2 separate regions of the Homo sapiens genome follow, and region 1 is linked to region 2. Evidence: chromatin contacts called from ENCODE Hi-C or POLR2A ChIA-PET data. All regions are on one chromosome and are shown on one strand. The core of a region is the stretch at or near the end of the contact, and the rest is flanking DNA. Distances in the headings are between cores, read along the strand shown. Region 1 holds the start of PBX2 (PBX homeobox 2). Region 2 overlaps BTNL2 (butyrophilin like 2).

What was found. Hi-C counts contacts between places; a loop is a spot of excess contacts on that map. ChIA-PET counts read pairs that join two places held with the same protein, here RNA polymerase II (POLR2A). Pooled maps may share reads with other maps.
Region 1: a pooled map shows a loop between it and region 2 (2.6-fold over the local background). The contact joins the promoter of PBX2 here to the enhancer-like site in region 2. A Hi-C loop is called at or near these places in 2 of 37 single-sample maps with no recorded cell type and 4 of 50 pooled maps. POLR2A ChIA-PET finds 5 or more read pairs at or near these places in 1 of 52 experiments (CD8-positive, alpha-beta memory T cell).

What each region holds. Positions count from the first base shown.
Region 1 is chr6:32,188,330-32,192,177 of GRCh38, forward strand. PBX2 (PBX homeobox 2) reads right to left here and starts at 1,873. Exons shown (of 9, transcript NM_002586.5): 1 at 1,366-1,873; 2 at 394-467; 3 at 1-175. The coding sequence starts at 1,586. GPSM3 (G protein signaling modulator 3) reads right to left here. Exons shown (of 4, transcript NM_001276501.2): 2 at 3,819-3,848; 3 at 3,380-3,579; 4 at 2,437-3,174. The coding sequence ends at 3,037. RefSeq lists enhancers at 1-507, 1,660-2,228 and a silencer at 2,615-2,793.
Region 2 is chr6:32,395,555-32,399,318 of GRCh38, forward strand. It overlaps BTNL2 (butyrophilin like 2), which reads right to left. Exons shown (of 8, transcript NM_001304561.2): 5 at 485-832. The region is part of intron 2 of TSBP1-AS1 (TSBP1 and BTNL2 antisense RNA 1); the gene reads left to right. Among named protein-coding and RNA genes, the nearest start is that of HCG23, 6.9 kb to the left of the region's middle. Within about 2 kb of position 2,162, at least 2 of the 41 ENCODE cell types and tissues checked have a DNase peak (open chromatin) inside an H3K27ac peak, as active enhancers do.

The sequences.
Region 1 (3,848 bases), core at 623-3,122, 210 kb before region 2:
TCGATGGAGTTGTCAGGGGACACACCACCACCAGAGGCTGCAGCGGCTGCAGCTGCTGCTGCTGAGCCGCCCCCTTTCTCGGGCCCAGCCACACCCTCTGCCAGAAGCATGTTGTCCAAGCGCATCAGCTGTGGGTCCACCGGCTCCTCCTCCTGGGAGCTCCGAATGCTGAGGCCTAGCATGCAGGCGAGTGGACTTAGGGACCCAGAGACCCCAATACCCAGTGCTCAGTCCTCCTGGTGCTTCCTGGAGAGCCAAGTTCCCAGGCTTTGGTTCCTTCCCCAGTCCCCCTGACTCCTTACTTTCCTCAGGGCCCCAAGTTGTCACACTCTAGCCCTATAATGAACAGGGTTCTGTTCCCAGAGTTGAGCAATCCGGGGGGGGCCCACATACCAGTTTTCTCCTTGATTTCACACAGGACGCTAAAGAGAGCAGGCTTCATTCGGTGGCAGTTTAGGGCGTGTTTCCTTGGGAGGAGTGGGAGTGGGGAAAGAGAAAAGTTGAGGAGCTAGAGAAACAGAGCAGGGGGCCTGAGAACAAGGAGGGAGGAGGGTCAGTCTGCGGAGGGAGGAAGCGGATTGGGGGTGGAATGAGTTGGGGGTGGAATGAGGAGTTCTTGGGAAAAGATCAGCTCCCAGAGCATGGGGAAGCTCCTCAGCTTCAGGGAGACACAGGGAAGATGCAGGCAGCAGGTTAAAGGCTGCGGGCTTTGGGAGATGGTCTAGAAAGGTAGGAGGAGGAATCTGGGAGTGGATGGAGAAAGGAAAGTGACTTGGTAGGTTTCAGAGGGAGAGAGACAGAGGCTGGGGTTGAGAAGAGTCAGAGTTTGAGGTGGCAGAGTGGGGCTGGGGGTGCCGAGCTAACTGGGGAGATCAGTGTAGGGTGTGTGAAGGGGTCCTGGGGCTGAGCAGGTGGGAGGCTTTGATGCACCTAGTGTCTGGCTGAGCAGTGGAGAGGAGCTTTAGGGGCTCTGGAGAGGGTGTGGAGGTCTCCACATCTGGAGAGAATGAGGGGGCTGGGTGGAGAGTTAGGGGAGAAGATAACGTAGCCCAAGAACAGTTTCTTAGTCTGGGAGCCAGAGGGGGCTCCCGGGGATGGGGCTGTTCCAGGAGACTGCAGGGGTCGGCAAAAGGTTAGGAGTGGGGAGCCGGGCCACCGGGGGTTCCCTCTGTGAAGGTTTCAGGGCCTGGGGGTGAAGGGAGGTTTGAGAGGGATCACTTTTCTATGGGCTCCCAGGAATAAGGAGAGAAGAGAGCTGTTGGATCCTGGAGAGGGCCCTGGAGTTGGGGGGGGCTCCCAGAAGATTCAGAACATGTGAACGGGGTTTGCTGGGTCTGTGTGGGGTCCCGGAGTGGGGGCACTCACTTGGCCTGGGCCTCGTCCAGGCTCTGGTCGGTGATGGTCATTATCTGCTGCAGAATGTCCCCGATGTCTTGCTTCCCTCGGCCTCCCGGGACCCCCCCGCTACCCCCACCGGGGTCTCCGCCACCGGGAGGCTCGCCAGGGCCCCCAGGCTCCCCACTCACCAATCCCAGGCCCCCCCGGCCCCCGCCTGGAGGGGGCGGCCCCAGTAGCCGTTCGTCCATAGCTGGGGGGGGGCCCTGAGGCCCCCTCCCTGCTCCGCCCCTCCCCCCGCCTGGTTACTTCTCCCCCCAAACTCGCTGGGGCCGCTGCTCCCTCCGCCCCAACCCCCGCCCGTCTGCCCCCGGCTCCCGGCTCCCCCGGGGGTTCACCCCGGCACTGAAGGGAGACCTGGGATACCGGCTGGGCCCCCCACAGGAGACCCCGGCCCCCGGCGGCGGAGAAAATGGAGCCGGAGAGAGAGAGGAGGCCCAAGCGGGGGTGTGTGTGAGAGAGAGGGAGGAGGGAGGAGGGAGAAGGGGGGGGAGCGAGGGAGGGAGGCTGGGGGAGGGGAGCCGGAGAGGAAGAGGAGGGGAGAAGAGAGGAGGAACAGGGAGGAGCTGGGGGCGGAGAGAGAGACACAGAAACAGAGGAACTGAGACCTAGTGGAGGAGGGGAGAGGGAAGAGGGGATGAGGGGAGGAGACGGGCCATCTGAAAGATATGGGAAAGCCCCCTGGCTGGACTTCCGCGGCCTAGGAGTGGGGCTGTGTTGGCGGCTGGGGGCGTCTGTCACCTGGGTCCTGAATCAGGGATCTAAGCGATGTGGACTCAGGCCGCTGGAATGCCTGGGTTCACCGGCAGCTCAGTTCATATTTCTTGTTCTAATGACTCCCCTCCCTGTTCTACTTAATTAAAACCGAAGAGGGGGGCTGGGGGAGATAATTAGGGAGGTCTCCAGCCGCTGCTTAATGAGCCAGTAATTAACCAGCCGGGGAGGGGAGCTGGCCTCTGGCCAGACTGGGGAGAGAAAAGGCCTCTGGCCTCACCTTCCTACCTTTCACCCCGCCTGGGCCCCCCAGATACCAGTCTGCAGTCCAGAGGGGAATTATATTTATTCACACAACCAAAACATCAGACAGACTCAGCAGCAGTGGGGAGGGAGGGTGGGCAGGGCTGAAGGTCCATTCACAGCCCGTAAACCCCTCAGTCTCAGGGATCGGGGGTGCTGGTAGTGGGACTGGGAGAATAGTCTTAATCTCTCAGGTGCCCACCCACCTTCCCTTCTTACTGGGAGGAAGGGTAGAGCTGTCTCTCAGGTTATAACCTCTCAGGTGGAGGCCTGAGCCCTCAGACCCTACTGCCTAGTAGCTTGACAACTGGTGGTGTCCCCACAAGTTAGGGAAAAGACTCCCAGCCACTCCTTGAGATGGGTGCCTGGGATCCCCCTTACTGCCTCAAGCTCCCATGGACCTGTGGGCGGGGAGTTAAATCCCTGTTCCATCTCGCCTGTTCCCAGAGTTTGAGGACTTTCACCCTGTCCAGTTCCCAGGGAAGGTGATGTGGGAGATGAATATTGAGATTTGTGCCGTGTCTTTCAGTCTCTGGTACCCCTGCCAAGCAAGAGTTGAGGGCATGCAATGGGCTGCCCAGCTTTGAGACCAGTGGCAAGGAAGGGCTGGTTGGGGCTCAAGTCTCAGCAGGTGTGTGTGGGGGGCCGGGACCTTTGCTCCTCCATTCGACCCCCACCCTGAACTCTCAGCAGCAACTCCAGGAGCTCTTGCCCCCCTGGAGGGAGGGGAGGCTCTGACCGCTGGGCTTCCATCCGCTGGCACTGGAGGAGTGGAGGGAGAGGGAGAGCTTTGGTGAGGGTCTGAGAGGAGGAGGTTCTTGAGAGGATCAAGGGTTGGTATGGGGAGGCATATAGGAAACCTGTGAAGGCGATGGGGTGCCTAGGGAGAAACAGGAGTAGAGCCCCAAAGAGAACAGGGGCCAAGAGACCAGGAGGCCTGGGTTTGCCTCCTGGGGGGATGTCTTACCTGGTGACTGAGGATAGTGCTGTAAAGCTGTTCTCTGTCCTCGAGAGGACGGAGTGGGGCAGGGGCTAGGCTTGAGGGGTTTTGGGGGGTGTAGAAGGTGGCCCTCTGCTCCTCCAGGCGGCGGGACTGGGCTTCAGCCACCAGGTCCAGAAGGAGTTCAGTCTGCAGGGAGAGCAGGGAGGCCGAGCGGGGTCCCAGGGCTGGGGAGAGGGGTGTGGAGGGCTCAGAGACCCAGAGAGGTTGGCAGACAGGAGCCGTGGGGGAGTGTGGACAGGGTGACGTGATTAGGGACTTTGGATCAGAGGAGAGGGGGTGCAATGGGGAATCCCAAGGGGAGTCTGGAGGAGGTGGGGAGAGGGCCCACAATGGAGTGGGCCTTGGTAATGGGGTCAGGATGTGGGCACTAGGGTCGGGGCTCTCCCTGGGTGGGTAGGGGTACCTGTGTGGCGGGTCCCTGGAGGAGGAGGGG
Region 2 (3,764 bases), core at 912-3,411:
ATTCTCACACACACGGACAGTGGGAAATGATGCTGCAGGGAGTGATTTCATCTTTTCTCCCCTGTCCCTGCCAAAACTGTCAATATTTATAATTTTGGTTTACACAGTGGATCCAGTTTAGTCTTCAGATGATTACAGTTTCTAGAATTTTATTGCATTTCTCAGAATTCTAATAACACACTGTGAAACAATGAGCCTTTTGTAAAATATGTAGTAAGATACTCAGATTTCCTTAAAGATATGGTCAATTTTTGAAGATACTGGAAAAGATACAAGTTATATGCCCAAATAATTAAATTTCATCCATTTGAGTTTGTGGATTTTAAGTAACTATGACAGTTTCACACACTGGAGGATTTGATATAAATTTGATGATGAATAAGCATTAAGAAAATTTCAAATGTCAGAGAAATTGTCCAGGAACTAGCATATTAAAGTGGCAGGAGCAGGTATTGAATACAAAATATCTATCTAGAATTCTTACTTACCACCTTCAGATCCAAACTGGCCTCCTGGTAGACATCATCTTTTTCAAAAAGGCAGCGGTACTGCCCGTCGTCCGAAGGTCTGGCACTGAGTATCTGCAGGGTCAGTCTGCCCTCGTCAATGGCGTCACTCACCAGTACAGTCCTCCCTCTGTACTCTGCCATCTGCTCTCCAGCCACATGGTCCCCATCCATATACACATGCACAGCAGGGTAACGGTGGGATCGGTCCCACCTCACCTCCATGCTCTGTGCATTCGCCTTGGGGGACAGGTAACAGGTTAGCTGTATATCTTCTCCCACTCTGACGAGGATGGGCTGGGAAGGTCCATTCACTTTTAAAGAAGCTGTTAAATAGAGTGGACAAAACACAATGAAAGAATCAAAATGGAACCAATAATGTCATCTCTAAGAACAGCTCCATTGGAGTTTAGAAACCATGAGCATCCCAGGGTTGCTGTGAGGCTCAGGGTCATCCTTAGGTGAGGTGGGGGTTTCATGGACTCAGAATAGAGGTTGCTCTTCTTTAAGGAGGAATCATTCCATGATGTGTGTCAGTCTGAGTAAAACAGTAATTGAATCCCTACCTGCTTCTACCTGTATTTTTTTCAGTTTACAGACCAATAATAAAATAATTTTGCAATTAAAACTCCCAGATAGGCTGGGTGTGGTGGCTCAAGTCTATAATCCCAGCACTTTGGGAGGCCGAAGCGGGTGGATCACCAGAGGTCAGGAGTTCAAGACCAGCCTGGCCAACATGGTGAAACCCCGTCTCTACAGAAATACAAAAATTAGTCGGGCATGATGGTGGGTGCCTGTAATCCCAGCTACTCAGGAGGCTGAGGTGGAAAAATTGCTCGAACCCGGGAGGCAGAGGTTGCAGTGAGCTGAGATCATGCCACTGCACTCCAGGCTGGGTGACAAAGCGAGACTTTAAAAACAAACAAACAAAAAACACCCAGAATAAAGTGAACAGTTTATAAATTTGGCCCCAGATGCCTCTGTACCTGACTCCTTATGTAACAAACTGCAATTTAACTTAGTACGTCAACTACTGAAAGCCTAACTTAGGTTGCAGTTTGTTACATAAGCACTCAGGTACAGAGGCATCCTGGGGCCAAATTTATAAATTGCTCATTTTATTCTGAGAGTTTTAATTGCAAAATTATTTTATGAATAAGCCTAACTTAGGAGCTAAGGCTAACTTAGGAGTACACTTTTGTAATAAATAGCTGAGTAGCAGCTGCTGCACTTCTGTTAGTTGCAGGCAGCCAACTGTTGAAACCCTGTTCAAATCGGCAAACGCCAGGCTGCAACCAATAGAGCTGTCTCTGTACCTCACTTCTGTTTTCTGTACCTCATTTCCATTTTCTGTCCATAAATGCTGTCTGACCAAATTGCTGCTTTGAATTCTCTGAAACCGTTCTGATTCTGAGGGATGGCTTGTTTATGAGTCATCCTTTTCTCAGTTAGACTCTGCTAAATTTAGTCTGTCTAAAGTTTTTCTTCTAACACTTCAATTCTGTATGATTTTAAACTACTTCTTAATCTGTCTTAAACTACTTCTTAATGCCTCAGTTTCTTAAACTGTAAATTTGCTATACAACTACCAAAATCATAATGTTTCAGAGTTGAACAAAATAGTTTGCATTAAGTGCCTGGAAGACCCTGCAGCGTGAGCAGAGGTGCACAGACCTGTGAGACTTGAAGGCGTTGGAGCCATCCCCACCCTCTGACGTGGTAATAGGGAGGGGTTTAAAAACATGTCTCATGTGGACTTTTGGTAATGATATTTGAAGAAGCTTTCCTCTAGGTGGACTTTATAGTACCTTGTAAGTCTGGTCCAGCCGCTATATTTTATTTCCCCAATGCTCCACATAGGTGGAGTTATAGACACACACCAGTTGAATGTCCTCAAATAATTTTGAAAATTAAAATTAACATTTTAAGATCAATAATTGGGGAAGTCGGCAAAGTACAAATTGTGAAACAATGATGAATGTAAAAAAGGGGTCTAATTCTCTCACTGTGCAAAGTGGGGAAAGATGTTCTCTGAGGGCTTTCCTGGGCCCAAGCTATATTACATTTTCCATTCTCATCAGGCCCTGCCCGTGCCATTTTTTCTCTATTCTAAATTAAGTGTCGTCCTTTTCTGTTAAATGATAAGAATGGTTTTGCATAAGGTGTGATCATTTATAATAGAAACACAAGCATAAAATTGTTGGTTCTCTGCATAGAGTCACTGGCCAAAGGCGTTAACATCCCATTATGTCATTGGCCGAAAACTGCCAGCTACCTTTGTAGAGAGGAAAGTCCCTGTCAACACAATTTGAATTTTCAGATTATTACCTTCCATTCCAGGTAACAGTTGACTCCCAGTTATTTCCAGCATTTTGTTTGCTTTGTCCTGTAATTTTACCTAAAACAATATTATTTTCCTCTCCTATGTATCTATTAAAGTCTGAAGACAAGAATCAGAAAAAATGGACTAGGGATTAGTTTGGGGCTGTTTCTGCATCCACATGGCTTACGGTAAATTACTTAATAAAACAGACTGTTTCCTCATCTCCTTTATCCATATGAGGATTTTATTCCCTGTCCGTGTGTGACCTGTGCACATATTAGATCTTAAACTGGCTTGCCCTGCCTGACATAGGTAATTAAGAGCTAAAATTGACTTCAATGGAGACTGAAGGAAGCAAAATGTAAGTATGGAGATTCAATTAATTTGATGCATTACAGATACAGACAAAACTCCTTTTGTCCAGAATCCAAGTAAAACTAAAGTTTAAAGTGCTAAAAAAATCATGCAGCCCTGTTTGTTAATAATTGATGTTCTACTAGAATACAAGCTCCTTGGGAGCCACTATGCCTAACCCACTTTTTTTTTCTTTCAATTTTAAGTTCCGGGGTACATGTGCAGGATGTGCAGGTTTGTTACATAGGTAAACATGTGCCATGGTGGCTTACTGCACAGGTCATCCCATCACCCAGGTGTTAAGCCCAGCATCCATTAGCTGTTCTTCCTGATGCTCTCCCTCCCCCATCCCCCAACAGGTGTCCAGTGTGTGTTGTTCCCTGCCATGCATCCATGTGTTCTCACCAATCAGCTCCCCCTTATAAGTGTGAACATGCAGTAGTTAACCTCCTTTTTCTATACGGTTTTGTACACAGCCTTCCAGACAATTTTGTGCTGAAATGTATTGCTTTGTTTTGTTTTGGTTATTGTTTGTATGTTCTGAATGCCTTCTGAATATCCACTGAAAAATTAATTCCCTT